Regions from separate parts of the Homo sapiens genome. Here all the other regions are linked to region 5. A link is a contact called in ENCODE Hi-C or POLR2A ChIA-PET data. All regions are on one chromosome and are shown on one strand. Each heading gives the region's core, a stretch centred on a gene start or an enhancer-like site at or near the end of the contact. The rest is flanking DNA. Distances are from core to core; before and after follow the strand shown.

Region 1 (3,439 bases), core at 10-2,509, 2.7 Mb before region 5:
TCAGACATTGTTCAAAGGATGTTTTCAGAGGGCAATGATTTATAATAGCTTAGATAGACTCTCAAAGCTCTACTTCTGAGATCGAAATTTGAACTTGTCGTTTAATCACTACATGTCACTTATTTTTCTTTCTATTGAGCTCTGGGAAGCATTGGAATACAATCTTCAGGGGGATTGAAACCATACGTGGTGAGTGGACTAGTCATTCCTCAACTATTCAGTAATAATAGGGGCTGGGTTTCACTAATAATGGGAGTAGATGTTTCAATCTACGTTTCTTATTTATTTTGCCTTATCATCAATGCTTGAATTTCAGCTCTAAGCTACTTTATTGCAATTTGGTTCTGAAGCATATGCCAAAAGCACTCAGCAAGGCTGCAGACAAATGCTTTAAAGTAAAGTGCACCTCCACTTCCAGTGACTTTATGAACATCACATTTGAAAATTAATCCTTTTTCATCTCTGTACCCTGAGTACATTTTGGACTTCCCTTCGTTCCCAAATACCCTGAATTCAAGGTATCTCAATCCATGGAGCAATTGTCCAGAGGAAGAGAGAAGCAACAGCCCCGCCCCCAACCCTTGGGAGCAGAAAGGGAAAGAATTATCCAAAGAATTGTTTAAAAACTCAGATGTAGCGGACAGATGTAAAACCATGGCTGTATAGATTGATGTCCCAGGGGTCCAAAACTTAATCTCAAATGGGCAATAATTTGTTTGGCATTAAACTAAACCAGTTTGATGAACTCAAATGCCCTCGGCTCAATAGGCAGGACTCTCCGAGGAGCCTGTGTTACTTCCCTCACTTAAGTGCAGATTTGTAATAAAAATCTTAATGCCAGTGGCATGCTTTTTGGATATATAAGAAGCTAACCACTTGGAGTATCATATTTGAGAGGTCAGAAAAGTCCACAGTTAAAGATCGGTTTATAATTTACGAAGAAAATAGAAAGTTTTGTTTCTCTGAGTTGAAATTTGCCAAGCACGGCGGGAAATATTGCAAGTTTTTGGCACAAGGCTTTGTGCTTCCCTTATAATTTGAGATCTGCGTGAAGCCTGAGGGTTCGGGGATCATTATCTGAGAAAAACCGGGCAGTTCGGTGTAGACAATTTTTATATTTTTGGCTTTTTTTGAGGTGTAACAAACACAACTCGGGATCCGAGAGGACACTCTGCGGCTGCCAGCGAGGCGGGCTGGACAGCGCACCAATCACGGCGCAGCTCCGCCCTATATAAACGGGCGGGCGCAGCGCCGCGGCTCGAGTCCCGGCCAGTGCCTCTGCTTCCGGCTCGAATTGCTCTCGCTCACGCTTGCCTTCAACATGTCCGAGACTGCGCCTGCCGCGCCCGCTGCTCCGGCCCCTGCCGAGAAGACTCCCGTGAAGAAGAAGGCCCGCAAGTCTGCAGGTGCGGCCAAGCGCAAAGCGTCTGGGCCCCCGGTGTCCGAGCTCATTACTAAAGCTGTTGCCGCCTCCAAGGAGCGCAGCGGCGTATCTTTGGCCGCTCTCAAGAAAGCGCTGGCAGCCGCTGGCTATGACGTGGAGAAGAACAACAGCCGCATCAAGCTGGGTCTCAAGAGCCTGGTGAGCAAGGGCACCCTGGTGCAGACCAAGGGCACCGGCGCGTCGGGTTCCTTCAAACTCAACAAGAAGGCGGCCTCTGGGGAAGCCAAGCCTAAGGCTAAAAAGGCAGGCGCGGCCAAGGCCAAGAAGCCAGCAGGAGCGGCGAAGAAGCCCAAGAAGGCGACGGGGGCGGCCACCCCCAAGAAGAGCGCCAAGAAGACCCCAAAGAAGGCGAAGAAGCCGGCTGCAGCTGCTGGAGCCAAAAAAGCGAAAAGCCCGAAAAAGGCGAAAGCAGCCAAGCCAAAAAAGGCGCCCAAGAGCCCAGCGAAGGCCAAAGCAGTTAAACCCAAGGCGGCTAAACCAAAGACCGCCAAGCCCAAGGCAGCCAAGCCAAAGAAGGCGGCAGCCAAGAAAAAGTAGAAAGTTCCTTTGGCCAACTGCTTAGAAGCCCAACACAACCCAAAGGCTCTTTTCAGAGCCACCCACCGCTCTCAGTAAAAGAGCTGTTGCACTATTAGGGGGCGTGGCTCGGGAAAACGCTGCTAAGCAGGGGCGGGTCTCCCGGGAACAAAGTCGGGGAGAGGAGTGGGATTTTGTGTGTCTCCGGAGCTATTTTTGACTAAGGCGTCGCGTCGCCCAAGCCGGAGTGCAGTGGCGTCATCTCGATTTTGCGTTCTCGAGTGTCGGAGTTGAACCCATTTGGGCCTCCCTTGTGCTTTGCACTTTTAGCAGGCCCTGGCCTCCAGATAGCATGGGAAAAAAAATGTTGGGATTTTCCCGGGTTTCTAAGCTGGGTTTTTCCGAGTTCCAAACACGGCACAGTGTATCAGTTTCTGTGCTGGTTACAAGCCTACTGGTTATCCCTATCGAGTATGGCAGGCAGTGAGGGACTTCAGAGGAGTACGTCTTAGGACAAGTGGCATAGTACTGACATTATTTCCGAAGGGCTACATTTCAAGTGCTTGGGGAGACTACTGCCACATAACTGAAAATTAGAAACCGACACTGCAGAAAAATACTTGGTCCTTAAATGTGGCATTTGGATGGATTAAGGACTTGCCGAAACGTAAAACTGACAGACTTGGGGGGGGGGGATGTCCCAATTAGCACGGCTTCTGTATGCAACGAGTCCCATACTTTGTTAAAGGAAGAAAGGAATGTGAGTTCTCCTAATCTGTTAAGTATCTTTCGGTGTAAGTTCTGACACCACAATGTTAAAAAAGTCGGATCTCAAAAACCAACTGCTCCAAGCGAAGTGCACAGCTGTCTTGCCTAAAGAGGCCTATTTATAGTAGCCTCGGGTAGTCTGGTCTGGGCTTTCTCATTGGGTACAAGTAAAGGAACGAAATAGCCAATGAAAAGGTAGACTTTTAAGTGTCGTTTACATTGGCATTTGTGACGACACTCTAAAATTAATCCAATCATAAACGAAATCTGATTAACCTCATTTGAATACCGCATCTATAAATGAACAGGGCCTCGGCGGGAGTGATTATTTTCTCAGGTGTTTGCAACAGTGTTCTAACTATTAACGCTACGATGCCTGAACCTACCAAGTCTGCTCCTGCCCCAAAGAAGGGCTCCAAGAAGGCGGTGACTAAGGCTCAGAAGAAGGACGGGAAGAAGCGCAAGCGCAGCCGCAAGGAGAGCTATTCAGTGTATGTGTACAAGGTGCTGAAGCAGGTCCATCCCGACACCGGCATCTCTTCCAAGGCAATGGGGATCATGAATTCCTTCGTCAACGACATCTTCGAGCGCATCGCAGGCGAGGCTTCCCGCCTGGCGCATTACAACAAGCGCTCGACCATCACCTCCAGGGAGATCCAGACGGCCGTGCGCCTGCTGCTTCCGGGGGAGCTGGCCAAGCACGCCGTGTCG
Region 2 (3,371 bases), core at 170-2,669, 2.8 Mb before region 5:
CCTAGGTCCACGATTGCCTTGGGTGGAGGAAGGGCTATTGCCGCTGTTGTGGCTGTTTTTTAAATGCATTCCTTCGTTGCCACAGGAATGAGAAATTAACAGCAGAGGAATGTAGGACAAAGGTACCTGCACGCACTCTCCTCCCAGGGCTGGATGTTGCCACTACCTCCAGGAGACATCAACTTGACTACCAACAACATGGAAAGCGTCCGAAATCCCAGACATTAATATAAAGAGAAAAGAGGCAAAACTTTTAAGTCACAGTAAAGCAAAAAACACAGAATAAGCAACGTCTTCCACCATCCAATTAAATACAGAATGAAAGTCATGTACTAGAAGAACGGACCAACCCGGGAGCAGGGCGGGACTTTTGAAAATTTTTTAGTCCAATCCGGACATCCCTTTAGACTAAGAAACTGGCTCTTGTTTTGCGGTCTTTTCTGCCGTTCACAGGCCTGGGGCGGGACTGCCATCCCAAAACCATCCGCCAGCGAGAAAAGCCTCCGGTCAGGGACCTAGAAGCCGCAATAAAGGTTTAAATGCTGTAACCTCACCACGGCCACTCTCCAACCCCGTCACCCAATTCGTCTGATACCTCAGTAACTCCCATACGACTAACCTTAAGTAACAGGGCAGAACAAGAAAAGGCAGATAGTAAAGAAATTATCCAGCTCTTTTATTGAGATCAGTGGTGGCTCTGAAAAGAGCCTTTTGGGTTTTAGAAGTAGGCGTTCGCCTATTTCTTCTTGGGCGCCGCCTTCTTAGGCTTGACAACCTTGGGCTTAGCGGCCTTGGGCTTCACAGCCTTAGCAGCACTTTTGGCAGCTTTCTTGGGCTTCGCAACCTTGGCCTTCTTTGGGCTCTTAGCCACTTTCTTGGTTACAGTGGCCGCGGCCGGCTTCTTCGCTTTCTTCGGTGTTTTCTTAGCGCTCTTCTTCGGAGTTGCGCCGCCAGCCGCCTTCTTGGGCTTCTTGGCTGCCCCAACTGGCTTCTTAGGTTTGGTTCCGCCCGCCTTTTTAACCTTGGGCTTGGCTTCCCCGGAGGCTGCCTTCTTGTTGAGTTTAAAGGAGCCAGAAGCACCGGTGCCTTTCGTTTGCACCAGAGTGCCCTTGCTCACCAGGCTCTTGAGACCAAGTTTGATACGGCTGTTGTTTTTCTCCACATCATAGCCGGCGGCAGCCAACGCTTTTTTCAGAGCAGCCAGAGAAACTCCGCTACGCTCTTTAGAGGCGGCCACAGCCTTGGTGATGAGCTCTGACACCGGGGGACCAGACGCCTTACGAGGCGTACCCCCAGCCTTTTTGGCCGCCTTCTTCTTTACAGGGGCCTTCTCCGCAGGAGGCGCGGCAGCGGGAGCGGCAGGAGCAGTCTCGGACATGTTGAGAATCAAAAACTCGGGTACAAGTGGCAAAGCGCCGATGAAGCAGCGCCTGGGCAGGGCCGCTGTATATATAGAGCGCAGGCGCGCTCTGATTGGTGCTCTGGTCGCCCGCCTGGCTGGCAGGCTCTGAGCCGCTGCGCTGCTCCCAAGTTGTGTTTGTTCCACCTCACAAAAGGGGAAAAATATTAAAATTCCCCGCACCAAATCACTTGGGTTTGGTCAGGAAAGGATCTCAGAAGCCTCGGGCTTCATGCTCTTCATTTATTTTTTCCACAAACACAAAAACAACGCGTCCAGGCGTCCCCAATTCCCCCAACTCCGAAGGAAGTCTGGGGCAGTCAGAGACCACTTTCTGTTTTTCTTATAAATTACCTGTTCGCTCCTTTGCCCCTGAAGGTTCTTTTTCCCAGGGGTGGTTGGGCACATGCTTCCCTTATTTTTGAAGAAAAAAGCGAAATGGTTTCCACCTAAATTTTCATGATAATTCTGTTTCTTCACAAGGGAAGTAACACAGGTCCTCTGTGAATTCTTCGTGCAGTCGCACAGGAACTGTGGACTGGGACAAGGATTCCACGGCCAGTCCAAAGCAATTAGGGCGGGATGGGAGGGGGTTCATGAGCCTTGCTAGGGTCCGGGGTGGTGGGGGGCTACAGACTTAAATCTTTGATTTGAAGACATTGAAACTATCAAATCCCTCTTTTCATAGATGGGGGTGGGGCATCCTTTTCACTTCTCTACAGGCGAGAAATTGGGCTCTTTTTAAAGAGCTCTGAGGTCCCCCTCTGAGTTGTGTAAGGCAGGAGGTCTGGCCCTCAAGATAGAGATCATAAAGGAACAAGGGAGAGCCCTTAAGCCTGCAAAAAAGCCAATAGATTTGGCAGTTAGAGGCACTGAGATAATATGTTTTCAAAGAAAACAAGCATTTTTTATTTATTTATTTTTGTACGCTGCAATATAGAAATGAATTTCAGCCCATGAAAATTGTAGGTTACTTTCAGTAACCATACCTTACGCAAGTTACCATATAGGACAATCTCCAGTTGGGAACTCAAATATATCTTTTGAGTTGCAAATAAAGCAACTGACTTTAATAAAACACACTCTTGACTTTTAAGATGAACAATGTATTTGAAATTTATTTTTTTAAATAGCAAAATTTAACACAGAAAGACAAGAAAAGTACCAGAACATGTAATTTATTATAAGATCTGTTGTTGATGAGCTGAAAAATCACCTCTTCTCATCCCCTCTGAAACTATTCTGTTCTAAAGTTTGCTACTTTAAGGTTCACTACTTCTTATTTTACTCTCCGACCCCAAGTAATTGCTATTTTTTTCTTGAGATTAAAGGCAAAGTAAATTGTCTGCCCATATATTTGATATAATTATAGATTCATATTTAGGGACAAAGGTAATATTACAACTCCCCAACAATTTCTGCTCAAATATATGTTTTCATGAAAATATGTGTTAAAGAGAACAGCCTTAGATTGTGGGAAAGTCAAAAGGGAACCTACAAATAAGAGTTCAATGACAAATGAAAAGTGAAACATCTTTTAGACTAAGGGTGACCCCATTGTTTTATTAAATAACATTTGTCCAACATTTGTAAACATTGTCTGCTTGTGTGCTTATGTCCTCTGGGAATTAACAGTCTAATGAGATTAGTGATGGATGAATTAGCAGTGGTGGAAAAACACTTAGACCGGCTATTCCTCAGAGTGACAGGGTATAAGAATTATACAAAATTATGGAAAGTGTATAAACAATTGAAGCACCTGCATCATACTAATATATTGTAGTAAAAGAAATAATATAAGGCTGGGCCCCGTGGCCCACGCCTGTAATCCTAGCACTTTGGGAGACTCGGGGGCGGATCACCTGAGGCCAGGAGTTTGAGATCAGCCTAGCCGACATGGTGAAACACCATCTCTACTAAAAGTACAAAAATTAGCTGGGGGTGGTGGCACTCAGGAGGCTGAGGCAAGGGA
Region 3 (3,197 bases), core at 644-3,143, 2.8 Mb before region 5:
ACGCTGCAAGTTTAGGATTCAAAGAGCATAATCAAGAGAAAGACGTCTCATAGAAAATGTTTCTGAGTAATAGTGTAATCCTACTATGTTTGAGATGCTTTGTAGATTTCAATAACACTCCTAAGTCAATTAAAGCATTACAAAGGAATCCAATTCTTGTGAAAGGTTTCAGAAATTCCCGTAAAGGGTACATTTCCGGAGAGGAGGTGAGCAGTATTCCCTCTTTTTTTTTTTTTTTTTTTTTTTCCTAAAGAGCTGAAGGTTATACGGAATTGGGGAATTATAATACCTTTGGAATCAATGCCTTGTTTTATGGAAAATAAACACAGCCTTCAGGTTATGAAAACCAGATGTAGAAGAGGACAAGTTTAAAAAATTAAAGTCCAAGCCGGCGCAGTGGGGCTCCCCTGTAATCCCAGCTACTCTGGATGCTGAGGCGGGAAGATCCTTTGAGCCCAAGTTTAAGACCAGCTTGGGGAACAAAGCAAAAGTAAAATAAAATAATAGTAGTAATAAAATACCACTTAAATAATCATCTGTAGAGTTGGAATAGAATATAGTAGCCGGTGAAACTGCACGATTGTTGCTGGCTTAAAGATAGACCAATCAGAGTGTGTAACGTCATATTTAGCGTCTTCTATCATCCAATCACTGCACTTTACACACTATAAATAGAGCAGCTCATGGGCGTATTTGCGCTAGTGTTGGGTGTTCCGCTGTGCTGTTTTTCCGTCATGGCTCGCACTAAGCAAACTGCTCGGAAGTCTACTGGTGGCAAGGCGCCACGCAAACAGTTGGCCACTAAGGCAGCCCGCAAAAGCGCTCCGGCCACCGGCGGCGTGAAAAAGCCCCACCGCTACCGGCCGGGCACCGTGGCTCTGCGCGAGATCCGCCGTTATCAGAAGTCCACTGAACTGCTTATTCGTAAACTACCTTTCCAGCGCCTGGTGCGCGAGATTGCGCAGGACTTTAAAACAGACCTGCGTTTCCAGAGCTCCGCTGTGATGGCTCTGCAGGAGGCGTGCGAGGCCTACTTGGTAGGGCTATTTGAGGACACTAACCTGTGCGCCATCCACGCCAAGCGCGTCACTATCATGCCCAAGGACATCCAGCTCGCCCGCCGCATCCGCGGAGAGAGGGCGTGATTACTGTGGTCTCTCTGACGGTCCAAGCAAAGGCTCTTTTCAGAGCCACCACCTTTTCAAGTAAAGTAGCTGTAAGAAACCAATTTAAGACAAAAGGGAATGCATTGGGAGCACTTTTCGTTTTAATGCTACTGAAGGCTTCAAAACCAATCGATTTCGGCCGGTCGCGGTGACTCACGCCTGTAATTCAAGCACTTTGAGAGGCTGAGGCGGGCGGATTACCAGAAATCAGGAGTTCGGGATCAGCCTGGCCAACATGGCCGAATCCCGTCTCTACGAAAAATACAAAAACACGCCGGGCGCGACGGCGAGCGCTTGTAATCCCAGCTACACTCTGAAGGCTGAGGCAGGAGAAACACTTGAACCTGAGAGGCAGAGGTTTCAGTGAATCGAGATGGCTCTAATGTACTCCAGTCTGGGCGACAGAGAGATTCGGTTAAAAAAAAAGTTCGACTTAAAATAATTCTGGAGTCAGAATGGGTTTACATTTAATTCTTAACCCAGTTCCTCAAAGCCTGTAGCTCTGTTAAGAAAATAAAGGCCATTGGTCAAGCCTGCTTGGTCCCACCCTCATCTCCCCACCCTCCCCCAATCGCTGCTCCCGCCATTTCCTGGGGCTTGGAGGAGGGGTTAAAGGAGCGGACTGTAGGCGTCACATTTCCCGCCTGCGCGCTTTTCAGTCTCAGTGTCCGCTGGAGGTGGGGGCAGGGGTAACGTAGATATATAAAGATCGGTTTCCTATTCTCTCACTTGCTCTTGGTTCACTTCTTGGGAAGTCATGTCTGGACGTGGTAAGGGCGGGAAGGGTTTGGGTAAGGGGGGTGCCAAGCGCCACCGCAAGGTGTTGCGTGACAACATCCAGGGCATCACCAAGCCGGCCATCCGGCGTCTGGCCCGGCGTGGCGGTGTGAAGCGGATCTCTGGTCTGATCTACGAGGAGACTCGCGGGGTGCTCAAGGTGTTTTTGGAGAACGTGATCCGTGACGCTGTCACCTATACGGAGCACGCCAAGCGCAAGACAGTCACTGCCATGGACGTGGTCTACGCGCTTAAGCGCCAGGGACGCACCCTTTATGGCTTTGGCGGTTAAGGTTGCTGATTTCTCCACAGCTTGCATTTCTGAACCAAAGGCCCTTTTCAGGGCCGCCCAACTAAACAAAAGAAGAGCTGTATCCATTAAGTCAAGAAGCTCAATGTGTAATTAAGATGAATGATACTGAGCTGACATCCTAAAAAGGAAAGATTAGGGGAACTCCAAGTTTGCCCTCCACTCACTACATATGGGTAGGGGAGCAACGATATTCCAACTCTGAAGAAAGAGTGGAAAAAAAGTAGTGTTAAAAATTTGTATTAGTTTCCAAGGGACAAAGAAGCGCTGCCCAATCAATGAGGGCCATTCGTAGCTGTCAACCAATCAGAACTGATGAGCTAATATTTCCTGAGGCAAGCCAGGGAGCCGGAGGGGAAGCTAAGAAGCTTATTGAGAAAAAACAAAAACCCTGTTTTAGGAAAAAAAAAAACCATCTTTTAGCGATTATGAAATAAAATCACAGAGACATTTAAGTATCCCTCAATCATGTACTGAGAGCAATACTAAATTTATCGCCACCAATACAGTTTTACTCTATTAAAAAGACCCTGAAAATTGAAACCCTATTCAGACTCCTGGAATACCCAGGACACTAAATTCAGGGGAGATTAAAATCTGTTTTAGAGAGAAAAGGCACCTTTTTCAGTGTTACCGCGGCCTTCAGCAGTTAACCTTTTTTTTTCCCCCTTTACGCAGAAATGGAAATTTGGGTGATAGAAATATTCCGAAATTAAATTGTGATGATGGTTGTACAACTAAGAAAACACGGTAAAATTCATTGAACTGTACCTAAAGTGGGCAAATTTTGTGGTACATTAAATATCAATAAAGCTGATTATATACATACACATATATTTTTATATATGCAGAGAGAGAAATGATGCAAGCAGGGTGGTAGGACATGAGGTTGGTAGCATAGGCAATGTTGGTCTGTGAAGGGCCACCTGTGCTAAACCTGGAAG
Region 4 (3,433 bases), core at 686-3,185, 2.7 Mb before region 5:
TGCTGTGAGCCAAGATCGCGCCATTGCACTCCAGCCTGGGAAACAAGAGAGAAACTTCGTCTCAAAAAAAAAAAAAAAAAAGAAAAAAAAATTTACTTGTGAGGGACTCTGGAAATTTCATTTCTCATCAGAATTTCTCAGATAAGTTATCTAGGCAAGGCAGCCTGTGATTGCACAGCAGTGTTCAAGTATAAGGCCTTGTCTGGCACCAAAGACAGGCCTTAGTTTATTTCCCAGGTGTGAAAGAAATTGCAGATTTAAGATCACACAGTCCTTATGTTAAATAACTGTAACCTAAATTACATGGTATTTAAGTTTGTAAAAATCTGCTTTAACACTAATTTTATTTATTGTATATTCCCGGTTTTTAATGGAGAAAGCAAACTTCTAGGTGCTAAAAACGTGTTCTAGACTTGAATAAAAAGATAGGTAGACTACGTCTAACCCTTCATCTTAAAATCTTTACCTGGAAAAGACCATGAGTAAAATACTTAAGGGAATGTGGAATTTCCCAGGCCACAAAGCGGCCTGCAGTTGTCTAGGAAGGGAGAGTCCTCTAGGAGATACAGTGTATGTGCTAAGTTTAATGACGTCTCCTCTTCATTCTCCCCCACCCAGCGCCTAGTCCTTACTGGCCTTCAGTTCAGTGTTCGAAGGCTTGTCAATTTACCCAGCAGTTAAGAGTTGGCTTCTCCTAAAGCAACTTTCAAACTTGTCTGCATGTTACAAGCCCCCTACGGAGATTTTAAGTTTCAATCAGGCAACACACCATTTATGGCTGACTGAGCACTGGGATTCAAGCAAAATTTGATTTGATTTGAATCTTGAATAAACCAGTTGAATAGAATAAGATGTATGAAGCAACATCTGGCGCAGTGCTTACATCTTTAGTTCTGTACTGCCTTAGTGTTGTTATCAAAACTGACGCATATTAGGTTAAAAGACTATTACCGGGGCAGTTGGAAACCCAGGAGACACACCCTTCAGTATACTACGAAGGTGTGCGCCACGAAAACAGAGGGGGAGTCCTTCCTTAGGCAGTTACTGCCCAGGTTCCCACTCCGGTCCGCTATGTAAATCAGAGTCTCAAAACAGCTTTCCCTCGATTGGTTAATATTTAAAATGACAGGACAGCCTATTGGCTAGAAGCTGGTGGCGAAATTATGACATTACGGCAACCGTTGATCCTGGCGACGTAGACAGGGACAGACAGCTGGGTCTGAAACCTAAGCGAGCCTGCGGTTTCTTCCGGGAACGCCGAGTTAGCAAAATGGCCGCTTGTCTCCATTTTAAATTTAAGCACAACGAATTGACCCCAAAGCCATTTTTAATGGCTGGCTTCTTTCGGGTTCAGGACCCTTTGTCCCTCTCTAAGCTGCAACACTTGTCCCCACCCCTCTCCAGTTCCTATATTCTAATACCCCTCCGCCGCCAAATAAAATTTGGCGTCTGGCCACAGCTCTTTTAGTGGGTATCTGGGTGGCTCTTAAAAGAGCCTTTGGGGTTAGGTGTTAAGACGCTTACTTGGAATGTTTACTTGGAGCTGGTGTACTTGGTGACGGCCTTGGTGCCCTCCGACACGGCGTGCTTGGCCAGCTCTCCGGGAAGCAGCAGGCGCACGGCCGTCTGGATCTCCCTGGAGGTGATGGTCGAGCGCTTGTTGTAATGCGCCAGGCGGGAAGCCTCGCCCGCGATGCGCTCAAATATGTCGTTAACGAAAGAATTCATGATGCCCATGGCCTTGGAAGAGATGCCAGTGTCGGGATGGACCTGTTTCAGCACCTTGTACACGTACACAGAGTAACTCTCCTTGCGGCTGCGCTTGCGCTTCTTGCCATCTTTCTTCTGCGCTTTGGTCACTGCCTTCTTGGAGCCCTTCTTCGGGGCGGGAGCAGACTTGGCTGGCTCAGGCATCTTAAAACACCAGAAATGTGTCGAAAGTAAAGAGCGGATTTCTGCTACTTATAGGGCTTTTATGCTAATGAGGGATGGAGAGTACCTCTTAGTTAATTGGAAGACAAACTGCACAGTTGTCATCCGTGGGCAGAGCTATGCAAATGAGGTATGAAAGTACAGCTTTTCTATTGGCTATCTGACTAGCATTTGCTACCGACCAATCAAAAAGTCGGATTTACTCCCCAGGAACTACCTATAAAAGCGGCCATGTTTTACATATTTCTTGATTTTGTTTGTTTTCTCGTGAGCTTAGGCCGCTGGTTTTGGTGATTTTTGTCTGATTGCAATGTCTGGACGTGGTAAGCAAGGAGGCAAAGCTCGCGCCAAAGCGAAATCCCGCTCTTCTCGCGCTGGTCTCCAGTTCCCGGTGGGCCGAGTGCACCGCCTGCTCCGTAAAGGCAACTACGCAGAGCGGGTTGGGGCAGGCGCGCCGGTGTACCTGGCGGCGGTGTTAGAGTACCTGACCGCCGAGATCCTGGAGCTGGCCGGCAACGCGGCTCGCGACAACAAGAAGACTCGCATCATCCCGCGCCACTTGCAGCTGGCCATCCGCAACGACGAGGAGCTCAACAAACTGCTAGGCCGGGTGACCATTGCTCAGGGCGGCGTCCTTCCTAACATCCAGGCCGTGCTTCTGCCTAAGAAGACCGAGAGTCACCACAAGGCCAAGGGCAAGTGATTTGACAGGTATCTGAGCTCCCGGAAACGCTATCAAACCCAAAGGCTCTTTTCAGAGCCCCCCTACCGTTTCAAAGGAAGAGCTAACCTCACTGCTTGTAGGTAGAAGGAAAAAAGGCACTAAGGTAAGTTAATTTTATGCCAACCTTGAGCAAAGCGTATTACTGCTTTTCGGTTTTTGGGGAGCGCTGTTACTAAAGGTTGGTCTGTTTGTATGTAATAGTAGGTCAGTTACGTACTATCATACTCTAAAGAAATATTCTAGTTAATGCTTTGTAAGATCGACCATAGTTAGTGCCTAACAGTTTACATGCAGGGATGCCTCGTGATCTAAACACTTCGTTGTGATTACTTTAAAAATGTAAATTGAAGGCAAAACTCTAACGTGTTGGTAACCTTGTTTGGTCCTCCGACTAGTCCCCCGTCTATTTTTTTCTCAATTTAGGCTGTAGGCAGCCTCACTTTCCTAATTCTGTGAGAGTTATAGGTCCCATTCCTGCTAAAGTGCAGAGTATATTACCTAAAAGTTAACCAGGGAGTTGAAAGGTGTCTGTAAAACAGACTAATGTCCCTAATGTAGAACGGTGCCTGACATGCAACTTACTCTTGTATTTTAAGAAGCTCAAGCGTCTAGGTTGCCATTACAGGCAGAAAAGGAAATAGAGTGGGGCCTGTGGCCACTCAAAAACCTTTGCTTTCTGCTCACCCCTCTAATCCTACCACTTTGGGAGGCCGAGGGGGCTGATCACCTGAGGTCACGACTTCGACACTAACCTGGCCAACATGGTGAAACACCTCT
Region 5 (3,408 bases), core at 870-3,369:
AGAGTCGGGACCCATCTGGCCCATTGTGCTGTGCCCTGCTGTGCGTTATCACATCAAGGTGCGCGCCGGCAGAGGCTTCAGCCTGGAGCTCAGGGTGGCGGGCATTCACAAGAAGGTGACCCGGACCACTGGCATCTCTGTGGATCCGAGGAGGCAGAACAAGTCCACCGATTCCCTGCAGGCCAATGTGCAGCGTCTGAATGAGTATTGCTCCAAACTCATCCTCTTCCCCAGAAAGCCCTCGGCCCCCAAGAAGGGAGACAGTTCTGCTGAAGAACAGAAATTGGCCACCCAGCTGACAGGACCGGTCATGCCCATCAAGAATGTAAGGAGAAAGCCCGAGTCATCACTGAGAAGTAGAGGAATTGCAAAGCTTTCGCTAGTCTCCGCATGGCCGGTGCCAATGCTTGGCGGCAATGCTCGGCTCTTCGGCATATGGGCAAAAAGAGCCAAGGAAGCTGAAAAACAGGATGTGTGAAAGCAAAAATAAAGCCCTCTTGGGGACTTGTAATAAATACGTTTTAAAAGAAATCTATAAAGTTTAAACTGATTCTTCCTCTGACAGAGAAAGGCAGTTTCTTAACAGATAGAAAACACGTGAAACTGGTGGTCGGTCACTTCCCAATAAGATCTCAGGAGTGGGGAGAAATAACACAAGATTTAGGAACTATGCCAACGTTTACGACCCCAGGTCTAGAGGTCAAGCCGTGCACTTGGTCTCTCAAGTCGCCTGCTTGGCCCTCTTCCAAGTGTACTTTCCTTCATTAGTGCTCTAAATATTTTCAATAATTTTTCACCCCTGCTCTAAGACTTGCCTCGGTCTCTCCTTCGGCATTATGCTCCTCAATCGAATTCTTTCCTTCTCCTGAGGAGGCAAGAATTAATGTTGCTGCAGACTCCTTACAGATAACTGCCACCGCTAATATGTTGAGATGTTCACACATGCATGTGTGAGGCCCTTCAAAATGTGAGCTGCGGTTAGAATTGGGAAGAGAAGGGAGTGGGGATATGTATCTTTGTTTTCTGATTGCCTTCCATATCTTTTAAAACTAGCTAAGTGCTGCTTCAAGTCAGCCAGATACGAAGGCTTCAATTTATTTAACACAATAAAGAACTTCTATTTGGATCCAAAGCTTACATTATGCTTTAATAAAAGTTACCCTAATAAAGTCAGAAACAATAACAATGAGTCAAAGAAATGCATACAAAGTAGGCCAGGCGTGGTGGCTCACGCCTGGAATCCCGGCACTTTAGGAGGCAGAGGCGGGTGGATCGTGGATCACTTGAGTTCAGGAGTTCGAGACCAGCCTGGCCAACATGGTGAAACCCCCGTTTCCACTAAAAAAAAAAAAATTAGCCGGGCATGGTGGTGCATCATGCCTGTAATTCCAGCTACTCGGGAGGCTAAGGCAGGAGAATCACTTGCATCTGGGAGGCACAGCTTGCACGTGAACCGAGATGGTGCCATTGCACTCTGCACTCCAGCCTGGGAGACAGAGTGAGACTCTTGTCTCCAAAAAAAAAAAAAAAAAAAGCCTACAAAAAGCTTACAAAGTCTAAAATCGGACGAACAAGAGGACACCTGATGGGGGAAAAGAAAAGAGATTGCGATGGGAAGAGAGTGGTGGGGAAATCCGTGGGACAGTTTTCCTATTTTCTGGGTCTGTCCCTTGACCAAGGAACAGCTCAAAAAAGAAAGGATCTAAAATAAATTGTAAAAAATTACCTGTGGTTTCGCATTTGTTTTCTGTCTTTTTCTTTCTTGCTTGATCTTCGATAATACTGGGAAATGTAACCAATGTGATTGGGCTTGTTAATTTGGTGCCTTGCTTGTTTTTCGGGTTTTGGAATTCTGCCAGTCTGTGCTTCCGCGGCCTCTTTCATTTTGTCTTTCATCTCTTGACACAGCCACCCAGGGTGGTGTCAAAGCCTTAGAGCAGAAATGCATCAATATTGAAAGCAAAACGGAGCTTGTTTTCCTTGGTTTCCATGTGAATTTGAAGAATTGAGAGAGAATGAAAGTGCCACAAAAACAAAAGAAAAAAAATTGAGGCGAGTCGTGGACATGATAGACATGATTTTGCAAACAAGGCACATCTAGGAGAAAAGGCGGGAGAAAAATGAAGCTGGAGGTGCCGGGGATTGAACCCGGGGCCTCGTGCATGCTAAGCACGCGCTCTACCACTGAGCTACACCCCCCAACGCTCAACGTGGGCCAAAATATTTCTATGACCTGTTACTATTATCGGTCGTGCCAAGAAGCATATTTTGTCGAACTTAATTTTGAATTCGCTATACTGGATATTGTTTCCTGACTGCGCTGAGAGAAGGAAAACTGAATGTTATATCGAAAGTCCCGTGCTGGGCCTGGGATCTCCCGCTGCAGGTCACCCTCTCGGACGGCCGCTCGACAACCACCTATCGGGGTTTATAAGGGAGCCGTCCTGCCTGGCCGCCCCCCAGAGAAAGGTCTGTGATGGGGTGATTCTGCTTGGAAAGGTTGCCAGGAAACCGCGAGCATAACGCAGAAAGATAAAACGAAAGCCCTAAACGCCGCCGTGGGAATTTAAGTCCAAGGGGCAGAGAAAACAGGAGGGGAATTGCAGATCGGCTTGTCCCGGTCGTAGTTACTGCCCCTGCAGGTTCCCGCGCCCAGCCTCGGGATGGAGAACCTGGCACGCTACGTTTCGCGGGCTCTGAGACTCGGGTGGTGAGAGTCGCCGAGATGCGCACTGGGAAGAGAAAAGAGCCAGGACGCACCTGCATTTATGGCGCCATCGCCCGGGCGGAATCCTCCACGGAATAAAAAGTATGCAGAAGCAAGGCGATTTATGACTGCATAAACCCTCCGTGCTCCTGGAGAGTTCTTAGACCTCTCCACTCCTTGGCACAACTGACCTCTCCACTCTTCGACAAACTGGCAAGCGCTTGCCGCCGTTCGCCAAACCTTGGTACGACAGTCAATCCAGAAATGAGCTTCTGGAACAAATCCTAAATCCTTTTTTGTCTGTCTTCTTCTGATTCGCTCTCATCCTTAAGGGACCTGTTTCTCCTTCAAAACCTGAAAACATCTAACCTATAGTACCAACCCCAGATCCAGGCCTGGCCTTCCTGACCAGTCAAAGCCAGTTGGACTGTGCGCCTAGAAGTGGACAGACATGCGAAATGCCATACTGTATACGTACAATGCATAGGCCAAAGGCGACCCTATGACCCAGAGATTAGAAAGACTCGGACGTCTTTTGACTGGGTTCAGGTCACACTACTCCCAAAATACGACACCTCGGCATTTGAGAAAACAGCAGAAGCAGAAACGTTTTTCTCTGGGCCCTTGTTCCGTGAAGCGGGCCATGAAAGCTACCTGATCTTCCAATTAAAGTAGGTGATAAGACCGTCAATTCAGAGGGG
Region 6 (3,167 bases), core at 521-3,020, 2.7 Mb before region 5:
GCAGCCTGACTTTTTTTTTTTTTAACTGTTAGATATCCAAACCTACAATCATGTCCGAAACTGTACATGCCGTGACTCCTGGTCTATCTCCCAAGTCAAAGACTGAAGTAAAGAAAAAGGTTGCAAGTCCGAAGTTGCAGTGAAGTGCAAGATGTCCAGGCCCCTCCGGTATGTGAGTTCATCACTAATGACTTAGCCGTCTCCAAGAAGCGCAGCGGCCTTCTCTGTGGCCGCGCTCAAGTAGGTGTTGGCGGCTACGATATGAAGATCGGCCCTTGCCGGTCGCGGTGGCCTACGTTTGTAATCTCAGCATTTTGTGAGGCCAAGGCGGGAGAATCTCTTAAGCTAAGGAGTTGTTTTTGGTGGTTTTGTTTGTCCTTGGGGATTTTTTTTTTTTTTTTGAAGGAGTCTAGCTCTGCTGCCCAGGCTGGAGTGCAGTGGTGTGATCTCGGTTCACTGCAACTTCCGCCTCCCGGGTTCAAGCCCTTCTCCTGCCTCAGCTTTCCATGTAGCTGGGACTGCAGGCGTGTGCCACCACACCCGGCTAATTTTTGTATTCTCAGTAGAGACGAAGTTTCAATGTGTTGGGCAGGCTGGTCTCGAACTCTTGGCATCACGTGATCCGCCCGCCTTGGCATCCTAAAGTGCTGTGATTACAGGCCTGAGCCACCTCGCCTGGCCAAGCTAAGGAGTTTTGAGGCCAGCCTGGGTAACACAGTGAGACCTCGTCCCTAAAAATAAATACAAATTTTTAAAAATTATTTGAATAAAGTTGGGCCTTGAAAACAAACGAGGGCATCTTCGTGCTAAGGAGTGCAGCGCCTCAGGTTCATTCCCGCCAAACCAGGCAGTGTTAGGAAAATCAAGACCGAGGCCAGAAAAGCCGCTGCAGTCATGCCCAAGACAGCTGTCCTGGCAGCCGAGAGGCCCAAGAAAGCTTGGGGCGTCCTTATTCCGAAAAAGAGTACTAAGCGGACCCCAAAAGCTTTTGCTGGTGGAGGCTGCTGGAGAAGGTTGGTTGGTCAAAGGTGGCCAAGAAAGTTCCCAAGCCGGAGGCATCCAAGCCTAAGAAAGCGGCCCCCAAAACAAGGAGATATAAGAGTACCTTAAAGGCTGTTTTAAGAACTCCCCAATTATAATAAAGCTTTTTGCACCAATTCCGTGAGGGGAGGGGGAACGGATAGAGGCAAGAATGCTTACTTACCTTGAGTGAACAGAGGTTCCAGTTTACGGACAGCAACAGTAAACAGCAACTTTTATAGAAAAGGTGGTTGGCTCTGAAAAGAGCCTTTGGGTTTTGGTTAGCACACATTCACAAGACAATTTACGCCCTCTCCCCACGAATGCGGCGAGCAAGCTGGATGTCCTTGGGCATGATAGTCACTCGCTTGGCGTGAATGGCGCATAGGTTGGTGTCCTCAAACAGCCCCACCAGGTAGGCCTCGCAGGCCTCCTGCAGCGCCATCACCGCCGAGCTCTGAAAACGCAGATCAGTCTTGAAGTCCTGCGCGATCTCACGGACTAGACGCTGGAATGGCAGTTTGCGAATCAGCAGCTCGGTCGACTTCTGGTAGCGGCGGATCTCGCGCAGAGCCACCGTGCCGGGCCGGTAACGGTGGGGCTTCTTCACGCCGCCGGTGGCTGGAGCGCTCTTTCGAGCAGCCTTGGTGGCCAGCTGCTTGCGTGGCGCTTTCCCACCCGTGGACTTGCGAGCAGTCTGCTTGGTACGAGCCATTGCGAACTTCTAAACCCTGCTAAATGACGAAAAAACGAAAGTCTAGCCTTTCGTACCCGTATATATAAAGACACCCCTGTTCTGATTGGACAAGGCAGCCTTTCCCCTGCAGCTCGATTGGTGGAGACGCCCACTCCCTGACAGAACATCTCCTGCATGTAGACCAAATATTAAAACTTTCCTCCGTCCATCTTTAACTGCTGGTGTTTTCAACCCTTTCCCCTCTGTGCCATGTTTCTAGCTTTTATTTAAAACGTACTTTGGTTTTCCTTGGCAAAATTGTGTCTAGCTACTAGGATGACGTGTCTTAATTTTTTTTTAAATGTTGGCGCTGAAACTGGCTTTGATCAACGTTTTAAAAAGACGCGCGCTAGTTGTGATTGGCCAAGTGATTTCTTTTTACCCTCTTAAGTTTAGAAAGGTTAATTTCATATCTTGATTTGTCTATTTAAACTTGGAGATATTTTCAATAATTTGTTCCAAATGCACCATGACTATTAACTCATAAGTAACAATATGAAACCTGATGTTAAGCTACATGAACACATTTAATTTCACCACAATATGTCATCCTCATATGAAAGCACTCTTATCTTTTACAAGTTCAACTGGTATTTGTGTAATCTGCTGTAAAAAAAAAAAAAAAAAAAAGCCAAATTTATAAATGGCACAAAAAGACCAGTGTGCCCTTTTAGTCATGCTGAACACTGTGCTAAGAAGCTCCACCTAAGGGCCGTCTGGCTCCAGGGGATGTAGGTTTGTATTCCTATTGATAATTAATTAGGGTTAGCTCAGTAGAGTTGAAAGTGGCTTGCAAAAACAAACCCAAAAAATACTTACAAATTACAGGTTATTTCGTATCATTAAGATGCATACAAAAGACAATAAAACATTTGTTCTGGTTCTGTTGCTTTAAGTCACTAACTATATTTTTATGTAAATGTAAACACTGACAAACATTAACTTCTCTCCTGTATGTCTCAGGCCTTTTAACAGCTTTGCAATCCTAACGAGCCGCTGCATTGATCGATTTAAATTACATGTGACATAAAGTCTCTTTGCATTTTAATTAGTTTGCTTTTTTGGGTTTTTGTTTGTTTTGAGACAGTCTCGCTCTGTCGCCGAAACTGGAGTGCAGTGGCGCGATCTCGACTCACTGCAACCTCCGCCTCCGGGGTTCAACATTTTCTCCTGCCTCAACCTCTTAAATAGCTGAAATTACAGGCGCGCGCCACCACGCCCGACAAATTTTTTTATTTTTAGTAAAGACGGGGCTTCACACCATGTTGGTCAGGCTGTCCTGGAACTCCTGACCCTGTGATCCGCCCACCTTGGCCTTCCAAAGTCCTGGGATTACAGGCGTAAGGAACCGCGCCCCGCCAATTTGCTTATGTATTTTTATGGCATCTTTAAAATGGACGGTTAGTTTCAC
Region 7 (3,334 bases), core at 282-2,781, 2.7 Mb before region 5:
TTCATTACTTGCCATGGACTACCTTTGCTAAGAAAAGTCTGAATGAGAAGATGGCAGGACGTCTGAAAAAAAAAGTTATAATTAATAAAATCTGCGGAGAATTGTAAATTCTGCCTTCATTGTTGATCCAAACCTTTCTTCTAAGACCTCCCCTTTCTAGACATCTATCTACCTATTTTCACTTTACTTTCCAGCATCAAGGAGGTCTGAGTGGATAAGGCCTAAGCACTGATGTGGCTTTGGTAATGAACCTGAAGTTAAAAACTGGTTAGCTTATGCTAAGCTGCCATTTGAAAGGTCTCCTCCAGCATCTGAATTAAGGGAAACAATGTTTTGAAGCAGTCACAAAACTTTTCTGATGCATTAGATCTGAGGTAGGACCTGATAATTTGTACTTCTAAATTATGCAGGTGATGCTGATGCTGCTGGTCCGGAGACCACTTTGGAGAGTTTTACTTTAAAGGAAATGAAACTGCCCTAAAATGCTAATACTAAATAGCCACACAAAGCCGGAAAAAAGCAAAGAATTTCAAACCGAAGATGAGAGGTCCTGAAAAATAACAGCGGTCATCCTACTCCCGGTGCGGCTATGCGGCCATGAAAAGGAGTCTTGGGGCCGGTCGTGCCCCTCCACGCAGGCTCCCTCATAGGGTCATCCCATCAACCCTCGCCAAAAACGCCGGCCCCCTCATAGGGCCGTCCGGCCACGCCCCTCCGTGCCCTAACCACAGAGCCACACGTTACGCCGCCGCCCCGTTACGCCCATCCGGCTCCCGCATAGGGCGTCACGTACGTTTAACGTCGGCCCGGCGCGCGCGTCCGGGAGGTTGCCCGTAGGCCGCTAACTGGTGGTTCCCAGTCCCCGCCGACTCGGCCTCTTTCTTCTGCGGCCACCAGATCGCGGGATATCGGAGACTTCGAACAATCCGCTGGAGTCCTTTACAGTTTAAAAACAGAGGACCGGCCGGGCGCGGTGGCTCACGCCTGTAATCCCAGCACTTTGGGAGGCCGAGGCGGGCGGATCACGAGTTCAGGAGATAGAGACCATCCTGGCTAACACCGTGAGACCCCGTCCCTATCAAAAGTACAAAAAAATTAGCCGGGTGTGGTGGCACGCGCCTGTAGTCCCAGCTACTCAGGAGGCTGAGGCAGAAGAATCGCTAGAACCAGGGAGGCGGAGGTTGCAGTGACCGAGATCGCGCCGCTGCACTCCAGCCTAGGCGACAGAGCGAGACTGCGTCTCAAAACAAAAAAAACGGAGGATCGAAAATTTTGAAGACTGAGAGCAAGGCAACAATCTTCCCTTGACCTTTTTGCTCCTCTCACAAGGGTTTTTCAGACGGCTGAAACCAACGAAAAGAGTGAGGAAGCAGGCAGAAAATTTCAGCTTTAGTCTCTCAGCATCCTCCTGCTTTCTTCTCGGGGAGCTGGCACTTCCCCCTTCTCTAGTAGCTGTAAATACGCCTCCCAACTCCAAGGAGACCTTTCTTGCATCTCCCTTACTGTTCTCACGCCTGTAGGGCTCTTCGTGTGAGGATTCAGTGTATGTATGTATGTATATGAATGTGTGCGAATAATTATTTCCTAATTGAGTTTTTTTTTAAAAAAATCATCTTCCGGTACACGCAGTGCCGTACTCCATTAAACAGCAGGCACGGTGTCTAGGGTCCGCAGTTCTTTTGGAGGCTCATGAAAATATTTTAATTTCTTCTAAAGTCAGAAGGAAAAAAATGAACATTTAAGTCGAAGAAGATGTTACATATTAATCTTCATATGACTTTAATTTTTTTTTTTTTTTTTTTGAAACGGAGTCTCGCTCTGTCCCCCAGGCTGGAGTACAGTGGCGCAGTCTCGGCTCACTGCAAGCTCTGCCTCCCGGGTTCACGCCATTCTCCTGCCTCAGCTTCCCGAGTAGCTGGGACTACAGTCACCACGCCCGACTAAGTTTTTTTGTATTTTTTAGTAGAGACGGGGTTTCACCGTGTTAGCCAGGATGGTCTCGATCTCCTGACCTCGTGATCCGCCCGCCTCGGCCTCCCAAAGTGCTGGGATTACAGGCGTGAGCCACAACGCCTGGCCTATGCCCACTAATTCCAATTCTTATTTGATCTAATTGTTTATAGATTCTTGTGAACTTTTACCTTGACAATTATGTTATTTTCAAAGATAATCATCTTTTCCTATTGAATCCTTGCTCTTCTGACTGCCTGTTCCTATCTCATGGTATTGGCCAAACCCTGTGATGCCGTGTTGAATAGGAGTACTTTCTCACCACACTTGTCTTCCTTCCGCCTCTATGGGAATCCTTCCAAAACGGCACCATTAAGTGTTATACTCGCTGTAGCTCCTCCTTATGAAGTTCTCTTCTCATTGTAGTCTGTTAAGTGTTTATGATTAAAGAGTGTTATATTTTGTTAAATGCTTTCGCAGTATCTTTGGAGATGATCATGTTTTTTCTTTATTAATCTCTTTTTTATTTTATTTATTTTATTTTATTTTATTTTATTTTTTATTATTTTAGTTTTTATTTTGAGATGGAATCTCACTCTGTCTCCCAGGCTGGAGTGCAGTGCCCTGATCTAAGCTCATTACAACCTCTACCTCCCAGGTTCAAGCGATTCTTCTGCCTCACTTTCCCAAGTAACAGGGACTACAGGTGCGTGCCACCACATCTGGCTAAGTTTTGTATTATCAGAAGAAGATAGGCCGCCATTGGCCAGGCTGGCCTTGAACTCCTGACATTAAGTGATCCACCTGCCTCAGCCTCCTAAAGTGCTAGGAATACAGGCGTGAGCCACTGCTCTGGGCCTTCCTTTATTAATTTCTTAAACTGGCAGATTTAGAATACTAAACTTCCTTCTATTCTTAGAATAAACCCTATATAATCAGCTATTTATTTAAATAACATGGTCTCTGCAATTTCTCCTGGTTTCCATTTTTTCTCATAATAGGCATTTTTTTCTAAAAAACAAAAATGAATGTTCATTAGTGAGACAAAACTATAATTTTGTTTTTTTCTTCTTTCTCTCTTCCTTCCTTTTTAAAATTTGTATTCTCCAGTTTTGCTAATAATGTTATACAATTTTACAAGAAAAAAGTGAGTAGGAGAGCTGTTTTTCTATAGTAACAGATTCTGTGAAATAGGTATCATGCCAAGTGAGGTGGCACGTCCCTGTAGTCCCAGCTACTCAGGAGGTGAAGCAGAAGGACCACTTGAGCCCAGGAATTGGAGACTGTAGTGTGCTGCCATCATGCCTGTGTATAGCTTCTGCGCTACAGCCTAGGCAACGTAGCGAGAACCATCTCAGAAAAAAAAAAAAAAAAAAAGAGATAA

Evidence for each region. Hi-C counts contacts between places; a loop is a spot of excess contacts on that map. ChIA-PET counts read pairs that join two places held with the same protein, here RNA polymerase II (POLR2A). Pooled maps may share reads with other maps.
Region 1: a loop to region 5 is called in a pooled map, with 26 times the contacts of the local background. The contact joins the promoter of H1-4 here to the promoter of LINC01623 in region 5. A Hi-C loop is called at or near these places in 6 of 50 pooled maps. POLR2A ChIA-PET finds 5 or more read pairs at or near these places in 10 of 52 experiments (CD4-positive, alpha-beta T cell, CD4-positive, alpha-beta memory T cell, HEK293T and 7 more).
Region 2: a loop to region 5 is called in a pooled map, with 9 times the contacts of the local background. The contact joins the promoter of H1-2 here to the promoter of LINC01623 in region 5. A Hi-C loop is called at or near these places in 1 of 168 maps with a recorded cell type or tissue (OCI-LY7), 1 of 37 single-sample maps with no recorded cell type and 4 of 50 pooled maps. POLR2A ChIA-PET finds 5 or more read pairs at or near these places in 9 of 52 experiments (CD4-positive, alpha-beta T cell, CD4-positive, alpha-beta memory T cell, HEK293T and 6 more).
Region 3: a loop to region 5 is called in a map of CD8-positive, alpha-beta T cell, with 3 times the contacts of the local background. The contact joins the promoter of H4C1 here to the promoter of LINC01623 in region 5. A Hi-C loop is called at or near these places in 3 of 168 maps with a recorded cell type or tissue (CD8-positive, alpha-beta T cell, OCI-LY7 and Ramos) and 10 of 50 pooled maps. POLR2A ChIA-PET finds 5 or more read pairs at or near these places in 8 of 52 experiments (CD4-positive, alpha-beta T cell, CD4-positive, alpha-beta memory T cell, H1 and 5 more).
Region 4: a map of CD4-positive, alpha-beta memory T cell shows a loop between it and region 5 (6-fold over the local background). The contact joins the promoter of H2BC4 here to the promoter of LINC01623 in region 5. A Hi-C loop is called at or near these places in 2 of 168 maps with a recorded cell type or tissue (CD4-positive, alpha-beta memory T cell and naive thymus-derived CD4-positive, alpha-beta T cell) and 8 of 50 pooled maps. POLR2A ChIA-PET finds 5 or more read pairs at or near these places in 8 of 52 experiments (CD4-positive, alpha-beta T cell, CD4-positive, alpha-beta memory T cell, HepG2 and 5 more).
Region 6: a pooled map shows a loop between it and region 5 (7-fold over the local background). The contact joins the promoter of H3C4 here to the promoter of LINC01623 in region 5. A Hi-C loop is called at or near these places in 5 of 50 pooled maps. POLR2A ChIA-PET finds 5 or more read pairs at or near these places in 11 of 52 experiments (CD4-positive, alpha-beta T cell, CD8-positive, alpha-beta T cell, Caco-2 and 8 more).
Region 7: a loop to region 5 is called in a pooled map, with 2.0 times the contacts of the local background. The contact joins the promoter of H2BC6-AS1 here to the promoter of LINC01623 in region 5. A Hi-C loop is called at or near these places in 1 of 50 pooled maps. POLR2A ChIA-PET finds 5 or more read pairs at or near these places in 5 of 52 experiments (H1, K562, OCI-LY7 and 2 more).

The regions. Positions count from the first base shown.
Region 1 is chr6:26,155,070-26,158,508 of GRCh38, forward strand. H1-4 (H1.4 linker histone, cluster member) reads left to right here and starts at 1,260. Exons shown (of 1, transcript NM_005321.3): 1 at 1,260-2,046. The coding sequence starts at 1,322. The coding sequence ends at 1,981. It overlaps H2BC5 (H2B clustered histone 5), which reads left to right and starts at 3,053. Exons shown (of 1, transcript NM_021063.4): 1 at 3,053-3,439. The coding sequence starts at 3,101. RefSeq lists enhancers at 988-1,739, 1,264-1,423, 1,684-1,763, 2,493-3,244, 3,384-3,433 and a silencer at 2,054-2,103.
Region 2 is chr6:26,055,051-26,058,421 of GRCh38, forward strand. It overlaps H1-2 (H1.2 linker histone, cluster member), which reads right to left and starts at 1,420. Exons shown (of 1, transcript NM_005319.4): 1 at 690-1,420. The coding sequence starts at 1,378. The coding sequence ends at 737. RefSeq lists enhancers at 1-522, 933-982, 1,073-1,472 and a silencer at 373-442.
Region 3 is chr6:26,019,756-26,022,952 of GRCh38, forward strand. H4C1 (H4 clustered histone 1) reads left to right here and starts at 1,894. Exons shown (of 1, transcript NM_003538.4): 1 at 1,894-2,295. The coding sequence starts at 1,924. The coding sequence ends at 2,235. It overlaps H3C1 (H3 clustered histone 1), which reads left to right and starts at 696. Exons shown (of 1, transcript NM_003529.3): 1 at 696-1,203. The coding sequence starts at 735. The coding sequence ends at 1,145. RefSeq lists enhancers at 208-1,024, 1,025-1,841, 1,359-1,458, 1,489-1,538, 1,842-2,657 and 2 more.
Region 4 is chr6:26,121,991-26,125,423 of GRCh38, forward strand. It overlaps H2BC4 (H2B clustered histone 4), which reads right to left and starts at 1,936. Exons shown (of 1, transcript NM_003526.3): 1 at 1,477-1,936. The coding sequence starts at 1,914. The coding sequence ends at 1,534. It overlaps H2AC6 (H2A clustered histone 6), which reads left to right and starts at 2,182. Exons shown (of 1, transcript NM_003512.4): 1 at 2,182-2,700. The coding sequence starts at 2,243. The coding sequence ends at 2,635. RefSeq lists enhancers at 43-727, 728-1,413, 861-2,060, 1,109-1,848, 2,092-3,291 and 5 more and a silencer at 1,720-2,085.
Region 5 is chr6:28,861,558-28,864,965 of GRCh38, forward strand. LINC01623 (long intergenic non-protein coding RNA 1623) reads right to left here and starts at 2,120. Exons shown (of 2, transcript NR_033379.1): 1 at 1,727-2,120; 2 at 1-458. It overlaps TRA-AGC2-2 (tRNA-Ala (anticodon AGC) 2-2), which reads right to left and starts at 2,199; the gene lies at 2,128-2,199. It also overlaps the pseudogene RPL13P.
Region 6 is chr6:26,195,516-26,198,682 of GRCh38, forward strand. It overlaps H3C4 (H3 clustered histone 4), which reads right to left and starts at 1,771. Exons shown (of 1, transcript NM_001376937.1): 1 at 1,269-1,771. The coding sequence starts at 1,735. The coding sequence ends at 1,325. It also overlaps the pseudogene H1-12P. RefSeq lists enhancers at 898-1,499, 1,012-1,121, 1,500-2,100, 2,843-2,902, 2,933-2,992 and 3 more.
Region 7 is chr6:26,171,242-26,174,575 of GRCh38, forward strand. H2BC6-AS1 (H2BC6 antisense RNA 1) reads right to left here and starts at 1,532. Exons shown (of 3, transcript NR_186648.1): 1 at 794-1,532. It also overlaps a transcript of H2BC5 not described here. RefSeq lists an enhancer at 606-1,498.